Linked DNA regions of Homo sapiens: region 2 is linked to region 1. A link is a loop called in an ENCODE intact Hi-C map of the cell type or tissue named here. Cell type or tissue: CD4-positive, alpha-beta T cell. All regions are shown on one strand.

Region 1 (5,000 bases):
ACTATTTTGTTCAGCAGTGAAATCTTGTTTCCATTTACTTACTCAGTGTCTTCCACCTGAAAACCTCTACGCAAATCTCATCTGTGTATATCATATTTATCCTCGCAATATTCTTTTGAGGAGGCAGGGGAAGATAATTCCCTCACCACTGACATGCAGGACAACTGGGGTCCAAAACTGTTTGTTAATAAGCAATTCGTTAATAAGCAAGCTACTACTAACTCAGGTTTCCTGACTTATGTTAGTATTTTCCCCTAAGATATGGGTAATATTTAATATATTCCTGTTATCTGACACTTCAAATTTTTCCCTGATTACCTAAGAAATATAATTACATTTTTTAAAATCATTATTACTATTTTGAGATAGAGTCTTGCTCTGTCGCCCAGGCTGGAGTGCACGATGTCGGCTCATTGCAATCTCCGCCTCCCGGATTCAAGTGATTCTCCTGCCTTAGCCTCCAGAGTAGCTGGGATTACAGGTGTGCAGCACCACGCCTGGCTAATTTTTCTATTTTTAGTGGAGTTGCGGTTTCACCATGTTGGGCAGGCTGGTCTCTAACTCCTGGCCTCAAGTGATCCGTCCACCTCAGCCTCCCAAAGTGCTGGGATTACAGGAGTGAGCCACTGCCCCTGGCCTCCCTATTTTAAGCAACTTTTCTGTATGTCATAAAATGGCTCAACTTTATTTACTGAGTTTTAGAAGAAAACCTTGTATAGGCTATGAATCAGGTTTAGCAGGTCACTTTAATGAGATCCAAGAGAACTTTTATCCCTTCCTTGATACCAGGAGTTATTGTCTTATGGCATTATCTCAATTCCCCACAACATGATGGAAGGACTCACGGACACTTTGTTAGAACCAAAGAACCAAGGAAATCCAAGCAGTGCTGCCATCTCTCACTGCTGAGGGGCTTAACAATATGTACATGTGGCAGGGGACGAGGTTATTCCACACAGCCTGGAAGCTACTAACATTCTGGCCAGTTCCATGACTGCCTCAATTCTAAATAATTACATGTGTGCTCAGTCATGAAGCTGAATTCTCCCCTTTTCATTCTTGGTAGATACTACCAAAAGTCTACTGAACCTTGTGTTAAAATTCTTGCGATTAACAGATGCGCAAAGAATCTTACTTTGGCAGCTGAATAATACAAAGCTATTCAATCTCACTGCCTATGCTATAAATATAAGTTTCTAGTGTAATGATTATTATATATAACATAATTATTCATCATATATAAAGCAACATACAGGTTTTGGGTAGCATATGAATAATTAAGCAGCAAGCAGCTTCCCTTCTAGATCAGGAAACCAAACACAATAAAACACTAACAAATGAATACCAAGCAACACTCAAACAAAGAATTGCATGCTATACAAGTAAGAACATATAAACTCGTGTACACAGTCTCATGCCTTCCTGTGCCTCCAGCATCCCCTTCCTTCTCAGCTATCATTTACCCCACGTTACTCTCAGTGTTTCCTTCCCTTTCTGCCCTACTGCTAAGAAGCTCAAAGCTAAGGTTTCTACTCAATTTCAATAAGAAGTAGCAATTCAGACTTTTTGTCAGTTACTGTACATTTCCTAGCCCCTATTACTTGATTATTGCTCCTTTATACCATTATAATGTGTATGTGTGAGAATATGTGTATCTTTTGGTTCTAACCTATTATTGAAAACTGCTTCAAATCCTTACTGGAAGGAGTCTGGGTTTTTGTTTTTTAATGTTGACAATACTCTCTCATTAATTTTAATAATTATCTATCTCAAAACCTAGATTATAAGGACCTAGAAGGATCTTGCTTGCTTCTAACAATCCCCCAAAAGACTTAACGCTAGGCACATGGTAGGCATCCAGCTGATACTGGCTGATACATATTTTCAAAAGAGATTTTAATAAAAAAAGAAGAAGGCTGGAAGGAAATAAAACAATGACAGTAACATGCGTTACGATGTTGAGGTTATAGGTTTCCTTTTCTCTGTTTTTCAAATTTTCTGCAATGTGCTTACAACTGTTTTTATAACCACAACTCTTTTGATGACGTCTTTTAAAAATGAAAAAAACAAGTGACTATACTGGAGTTGAGGTTCACCAGCATGCATCTTGGGAGACATGAGCCCTAAACTGTGTCTTCAAGCAAAGGAATTAATTTAACACACACAACTGGCAGAGAGGAGAAGGGAAATGTGTGCGAGAAAGCCCTGCAGTGGGACTGAGCAAAGTGCTCATTCGAAAACAGCCTGCCTTGGAGAAGAAACCAGAGAGAAGGTTTGAGAAGGTTTCAAAGGTGGGAAGCAGGTGTTTGAGGGTGGTGGGAATGTTAGGCTAAGGGCTACATTTGTTTTTTCAGACAGGGTCTCACTCTGTTCATCCAGGCTGGAGTGCCATAGTGCAAACATAGCTCACTGTAACTGTGAGCTCCTAGGCTCAAGCGATCCTCCTGCCTCAGCCTCCCAGCTAGGACTACAGGTGCACACCACCATGCCTGGCTAATTTTTGAAAATTTTTTGTAGAGACAGGATCTTGCTATGTTGACTAGGCTGGTGTCAAACTCCTGGCCTCAAGCAATCCTCCCGCCTCCGCTTCCCAAAGTGCTGTGATTGATTACACACGCTGCACCTGGCCAAGGCTACCTTTTTAACGCAGAAAACTAAGAAGCCTCTTCAGGTTTCTGAATAAAGAACGAGAAGGCAATGATGATGAAAACTGGAAACAAGCAGGTGGCCATTACCGCAATTAAGGCTAAAATCTAGGTTAAGAAAGGGGAGAGAGAACTGCAAATGAAAAGGGCAAAGATGCAGTGAGGATGAGAAGTTACAAAAGCTAAAAAGAAGGAAGTAATACTAAGAGGTGTTACAGAGTCCAGCTCAAAGGACAGAAAAAAGGAGGAACTTCAGATAACAATTTTTAAAATACTTATTAACAGCCAATTATGAGTCAGGTACTTTACAAGGTGTTCAATGGACATTATCTATTTTACTTATTTTTATTTTATCTTTTTGGTTTACTTTTTTTCTTTTTTTTTCATTTTACATTATCTATTTTAATCCTCACAATATCCCTGTAAGGTAGGTATATTACCTTCAGTTTCCAGATCAAGAAACTGAAGTGCACAGAAGTTTGAAGTAACTTACTCAAACCACTTCACTAATAACCAGGGTAGGCAGGACTCAAATACAGACAGTTTGCCTCCAAAATACATGGTCCTAATCACCTCCCTATGTTGTGTCCATGCAGTCACGAGTTTGGCATGAGGAGAGCTGGAGGAAGAGCCCAGGAGACAGTGAAGAGGAAGCAAGAGGCTGTATATGTAGCCAGCTGGGTTTGGGGGCACCTCATGAGTATCCCATAGCACAAACGGGCAAACTCTGTTACTGGCACATTAACTAAAAGACAAAACTCCACATAAACCTGAGTCCTTCCAACCAACCCGGAGACTTACCCAAATCTAATCTAAATAACAACAACAAAAAAGAAAAAATCACTATGAGCCTGTAAGTCATTAAGGGGGTACATCTTCAAATGACATGCTATCACTAACCATGGCTTAAAACCCCACAGATCCCTAAAACTTAAAGTATAATAATAAATAAAAATAAAAAAATTTAAAAATTAAAAAAAAATTTTACATTTATCTTTAAGAATTTGTGTTTGAGAATAATTAGCTCTTGCCATTCTACTACTCTGTATGTATGTGGGTTATCATTCTTGTGTCTTTCTTCTGCTTGAGTAAATAAAAAGCAAGAACAACAACAAAAAACCCCACAGAGGAGAAGACTTAGCAATTGTAGTGAATATGGGCTGAATTCAAAAAGTGGCCTGGAGATTTTGCCTTGAATTACTTGGGTGGGATAAGGATGATGGCTCTAATAGAACCAAGCAAATGAAATACTGATAAGTATTTGCAGATATTACAAATAAATTATAATATGTATTTTGTGTGTATGTGTTTAACCAAGTTGCAAAGTAGTTAAAGTTCTTTTGTATGAATGAAAGTGGCAGGATGACCCCAATATCTTCCATGAAAGGAAAAAATAAGTTGGGAGCAAAGTTATTCATATTCTCTATTCTCTTCTCTTTTCTACTAAACTTTGTCTCCTAAAGCCCACACATTGTCATGACTTAAGAAAATCATGTTCTCTTCTAGGTAGATTTTGATATCTGATTTTTAGCTGAAATTAGAGCCAATGTCTCTGGAAGTGACGTGCAATGGGAACATTAACCGTAATTTATTTTTTTTATTTTTATTTTTTTTGAGACAAAGTCTCACTCTGTTGCCAAGGCTGGAGTGCAATGGCGTGGTCTCGGCTCACTGCAACCTCCACATCCCAGGTTCAAGAGATTCTCCTGCCTCAGCCTCCCAAGTAGCTGGGATTACAGGTGCCCGCCACCATGCCCGACTAATTTTTATATTTTTAGTAGAGACGTGTTGGCCAGGCTATCGCAAACTCCAGCAACCTCAGGTGATCCCCCCATCTCGGCCTCCCAAAGTGCTGGGATTACAGGCGTAAGCCACCATGCCCAGCCAATTGTTATTTTTTAAAGAGACAAAAACAATGATTTGCTGAATGTTTTTTAGAAGTACAATGGGAGGGTGTGTGTTAACTTGTGGGGGTTTGTTTGTGATTTTTTTTTTTTTTTTTGAGATAGAGTTTCACTCTGTTACCCAGGCTGGAGTGCAGTGGCGCGATCTTGGCTCACTGCAACCTCCGCCTCCTGGATTCAAGCAATTCTCCTGCCTCAGCTTCCCAAGTAGCTGGGACTACAGGCATGTGCCACTACGCCCAGCTAATTTTTGTATTTTTAGTAGAGGTGGGGTTTCACTATATGTTGGCCAGGCTGGTCTCGAACTCCTGACCTCAGGTGATCTGCCAGCCTCGGCCTCCCAAAGTGCTGGGATTACAGGCGTGAGCTACCTGGCCATTTGTTTGTGATTACTTTAATATGAACTAAGTCATTTATCTTCAGATGTTTCACAGAATGAATCCTAATTGAA
Region 2 (5,000 bases), 60 kb after region 1:
AAGAAAAAAGAAAATGAGACCAGGAGTTTGAGACTAGCCTAGGCAACATACTGAGACCCCGACTCTACTTTAAAAAAAAAAAAAACTAAAAAAAAACATCAGCCAGGTGTGCTGACAGGGGCCCGTAGTCCCAGCTACTAGTGAGGCTAAGCCTGGGAGATGGAGGTTGCTGCAAGGCTACTGGGGAGCTTGAGCCCGGGAGATAGAGGTTGCAGTGAGCTATGATTGCCACTGCACTCCAGCCTGGGCCACAGAGTGAGACCCTGTCTTAAAATATATAAAAATATAAATTAAAAAAATTTTTAAAGATGGTATTTAACCAGAGTCAGGAGTTTTCGTAACATATTAACATCCAATACAAGGAACACTAGGTTAGAAAATGCTCATTCAGCTATTTCCCTTGTACAGTGGGTCTAACTTGTGCTTCCTTCACTTACACAACAGTTTTTGAACATCTATACTGTGCAAGGCTTTTTGCTCAAGGAATCTTTGGAGGATACAATTTTAAAGCAATTTCATAAGATATCTATAAGGCTCCGTGAGATCACATAGCAAGAGTGGGAGAGAAAAATTTCAAGTGGTGACATCTAGAAGTCAACAGGAGGAGGTGAGGAGGTGGTCAATCCCACCTATGTATTTATTCTGGACGCTCTCCTACCCCAACTCCTTAGGGTGCTACACAATCTCTTTGTATTCACAAATAACCCCTGGTCAAGAGGTTTGGAGGGAGCGGCGACACCACCAGCCAGCAAACTTCTACTAATTCTGGAGGCAACTTCCTGTCAGCTGGTCCCTAAAGGCTGGTTGCTTCCTGCCAGGAGGCCACTTAGCACAGATTCATCTTTCTTCAGGAGGCAGACAGTTGCTTTTTTTTCTTTTCTTTTCTTTTCTTTTTTTTTTTTTTTTTTTTTTTTGAGCCAGGAGTCTCACTCTGATTGCCCAGGCTGGAGTGCAGTGGTGCTGATCATGGCTCACTGCAGCCTCAACCTCCCAGGCTCAGGTGATCCCCCCAGCTCAGCCTCCCGAGTAACTGGGACTACATGTGCACACCATCACGCCTGGCTAATTTCTCTATTTTTAGTAGAGCTGGAGTTTCACCATGTTGCCCAGACTGGTCTCAAACTCCTGGACTCAAGCAATTGACTCACCTCAGTCTCCCAAAGTCCTGGGATTATGGGCGTGAGCCACCGCACCTGGCCACTTGCTGATTCTCACTGTGGCACTGATTTTAGAGGGAAAGGCAGAGGGGAAGACAATTCATCTTCCCTTCAACCCCAGGTACACACAGTCCCCTGCCCCACACAAATACAAACATGAAGAATAAAAGAGGTACAGGCCTTGACAAGGTTACACTGACATTATTTCCACCCAACAGTATCTCCCACAAAGCGTTAAGGAGGGAAAATAAGAAACTCTTATTAAAATTAGTCTATCTTATTGGAAGGCCCAGTAAGGTAGGTAAATGGCATAAATTCTCAGGAGTTGGTCAATCTATGATAGTTGTAGTTGGAATGAGCTGTCTGTCTAGACCCATGGTCTTCAAGCTTTTCAGCTGACAGCCCACTTCAGAGTGACAAACTACCAGGTCTATGTCTTCCTAACAACTATTTCTCTGTCTACATGTGTTCCACCACAAACCCTAGAGAGAAATAACTGTGAAAAAAATTCTGTAAAGTGAGATATAACATCCAGATTAAAATGTAAATACAAGAGCACTGAAAATGTATGCACATGTAACAAACCTGCACATATACCCCAAATCTAAAATAATTTAAGAAAGGAAATGGACCCACAAAAACTTGTATAAAAATGTTCACAGCAGATTTATAAACAGCCAAAAAAATTAATCAACTGATGAATAGATAAACAAAATGCAGTATATCCCTACTATGGAATATTATTTAGCCATGAAAAGGAATTAATACTGATACCAGCTACAATATGGGAGAACCCCAAAAACGTTATGCTAAGGGAAAGAAACTAGATACCAAAGACCACATATTATATGAATCCATTTATATGAAATACCCAGAAAGGCTGGGTGCCGTGGCTCACACCTGTAATCCCAGCACTTTCAGAGGCCGAGGTGGGCGGATCACCTCAGGTTGGGAGTTAGGTACTAGCCTGACCATGGAGAAATCCCGTCTCTACTACAAATACAAAATTACCCGGGCGTGGTGGCACATGCCTGTAATCCCAGCTACTCAGGAGGCTGAGGCAGGAGAATCCCTTGAACCTGGGAGGTGGAGGTTGTGGTGAGCCGAGATCACGCCATTGCACTCCAGCCTGGGCAACAAGAGCGAAACTTCATCTCAAAAAAAGAAAAGAGAAAAAAAAAAAAAAAAAAAAAGAAATACCCAGAAAGGGCAAATGCATAGGGACAGGAAGTAAATCAGCAGTTGCCAGGGGCTGGGAGGAGTGGGAAATGGTGTATGACCTAATGTGCAGAGTTTGTTTTGGGGGTGATGAAAATGTCCTAGAATTAGATAGTAGTGATTACTACACAACTGTGAATATACCAAAAACCACTGCATTGCACACCTTCAAAGACGAATTTTACGACTGAAATTATATCTCAACTTTTTTTAAATGGTAAATTTGGTGGTATATTAATTGTATCTCAATAAACTGTCATTTTTAAAAAGGGCAGGCAGGCCAAGGCATGACTCCAGATGTAAAGAAACTAAAGACACAAGTAAATGTAGAACACGATCCTCAATTGGACCCTGTATGCAAGACCAAATATTTGTGTCCCCACTAAATTCTTAAATTAAAACCCTAAGTCCATTGTGATAGTATCTGAAACTGGGGCCTTTAGAGGGTAATTAGGTCATGAGGTGGAGCCCTCATGAATGGGATTCATGCTATATAAAAAGGACCCCCAGAGAGCTCTCTTTCTTGGGTATACGATGAGAAATTGGTACTCTGCAACCCAGAAGAGGGCCCTCACCAGAACCAGATCATGCTGGCACTCTGATCTCAGACTTTTAGCCTTCAGAACTATAAGAAGTCAATTTGTTATTTATAAGCTACCCAGTCTAAGGTTGTTATAGCAACCCAAGCAAACTAAGACTGTACTAGACAGTACAATGCTATGAAGAATGTCGTTGTGTCAACTTACAGGACTGAAATACACGTGTGGGCTAGTTAGAAGTATTAAATCAATGTCAGGTTTACTGGGGTTGACAACTGTACTGTGGGTAGGAAACTGTCCTTGTTCTTCGGAGACCTGCTGATGTGCTTGAGGATAGTGGGCCATGTGTACAACTTATGGTTCAGAAAAATGTATCATATATAAATATGAAGAGAGAGCAAGTAATAAAGCAAAGGGGGCAAACTGGTAATAGTAGATGCTGTTCTTTTATTTTTTTCTGTAAATTTAAAATTATTTTCAAACAAAAAGATAAAAAAGTAAATAGAATACACATAATCTGAGATCTAGAAATTCTACTTCCAATAATTTGTCTTATATAAATACCTGCCCAAGTATATTATGTGAAATACTTTTCCCTGTAACATGTTTATAACTGTAAAAAGAAACAACTTCAAAGTTAATGAGTGATAAATTGGCTAAATATATTATTATATCAATGTAGTATACCATATGGACATGTAAAAAGAAAGATGTCTATCTGATATAGAATGACTTCCAGAAATATATTCTTTTGTGAAGAGAAAAAAAGAATTGGTTTATCCCTAGAAACAAAACCAATAAAAAACTCAAGAAGCCTAGGAATGTTTGGATTTGGTTAAGAAAGAAGCTAAGCCTGTTCTATTTATTTATGAGGCCAGTTATTTGTATTTGTAATACAAATAATTTTCTCCCTTACAGCATTGATAATACAAGCTTTACTAATGAAAAAGGAAACTAATACAATCTTGTATGCCACTTACTCCTGTGGTTAACTCAAAGCATTTAAAAATAAATTTCGTAAAAACTCAAGTATAACATATATGCCAATAAGCATACACAAATCATGAATGTACAGCTCAAAGAATTTTTATAAGGTTAACACACTCATGTAATCACCATCCTGATCAAGAAATAGAAACCCACCTGTACTCCAGAAGTTGGCTTCATATGTCTTCCTACTACTAATCTCTCTCCCCAAAGGTAACCACGAACCTGACTTCTTATACCATGGCTGAGTTTTGCCTGTTTTTGAGCTCTTTTGTGTCTGAACTGTTTTGTACAAAATTATGTTCATATCTATGTTGTTGTAAGTAGCAAGAGTTTTTTCATGTTCACTTCTACCTAGTATCTCATTGAATATACAACAATGTATTTATCTATTCTTCCACTGATGGACATGTGGGTTGTTTCCAGCTTGGAGTTATTATGAATTGTGCTGCTATGAACATTCTTGTACATGTCTTTTGGTGAGCATAAGTACACATTTCTGTTGGGTATACACCTAGGAGTGGGTTTGCTAGGTTAAACGCATAAGTATGTAACACTTTAGTATAATAGATACAACCAGTTTTCCACAGTTATTCCAATTTACAATTCCAGAATCCATACATGAGGGTTCTAGTTGCTCTACACCCATGCTGATACTGGTATTTTCAAGTTTTTGTTTGTTTCTCAATTTTAGCTACTCTGATCAGTGTGTAGTGGTAATTCACTGTGGTTTCATTCAGCATTTTTTGATGACGAATATGGCTGAACACTGCTAGAAGCTTTAGTTTTTTTTAACCTTTCGCATTGAGATCTACAATTAGCCTATAATTTATTTTTGTAAGTGATGGCAAGCAAGGACCAAAATTAGTTTTCTTTTTCTTTTCATACAGATAGGCAATTGACGTAGGATCATTTATCGAAAGATCTTTCTTTCCACATTGCTGTAAAGTGCCATTTTAATCATAAATTAGTATCTACATATATGGGTCTGATTCAGGGCTCTATTCTGTTCCATTATCCATTCATTTATTCCACACTGTATATTCAATAGTGTGAATCCTACAACTTTGTTCTTCCTTAATATTACCTTGACTATTCT

The links. A loop is a pair of places that touch in the nucleus more often than their neighbours do. Peaks named below come from ENCODE experiments on the same cell type or tissue, not always from the same donor. Only the 100,000 strongest peaks of a DNase experiment are listed, where the experiment ranks them.
Region 2: a loop joins it to region 1, with 2.5 times the contacts of the local background. A loop is called at or near these places in 2 of 110 quality-filtered maps.

Annotation. Positions count from the first base shown.
Region 1 is chr12:12,480,381-12,485,380 of GRCh38, forward strand. The region is part of intron 5 of DUSP16 (dual specificity phosphatase 16); the gene reads right to left. Among named protein-coding and RNA genes, the nearest start is that of DUSP16, 80 kb to the right of the region's middle. In CD4-positive, alpha-beta T cell, no CTCF peak of the experiment used is centred here; DNase peaks (open chromatin) are centred at 1,451 and 2,061; H3K4me3 peaks cover 1,697 bases; H3K27ac peaks cover 3,198 bases.
Region 2 is chr12:12,540,060-12,545,059 of GRCh38, forward strand. All of the region lies in intron 1 of DUSP16 (dual specificity phosphatase 16), which reads right to left. Among named protein-coding and RNA genes, the nearest start is that of DUSP16, 20 kb to the right of the region's middle. RefSeq lists a silencer at 922-971. In CD4-positive, alpha-beta T cell, no CTCF peak of the experiment used is centred here; no DNase peak of the experiment used is centred here.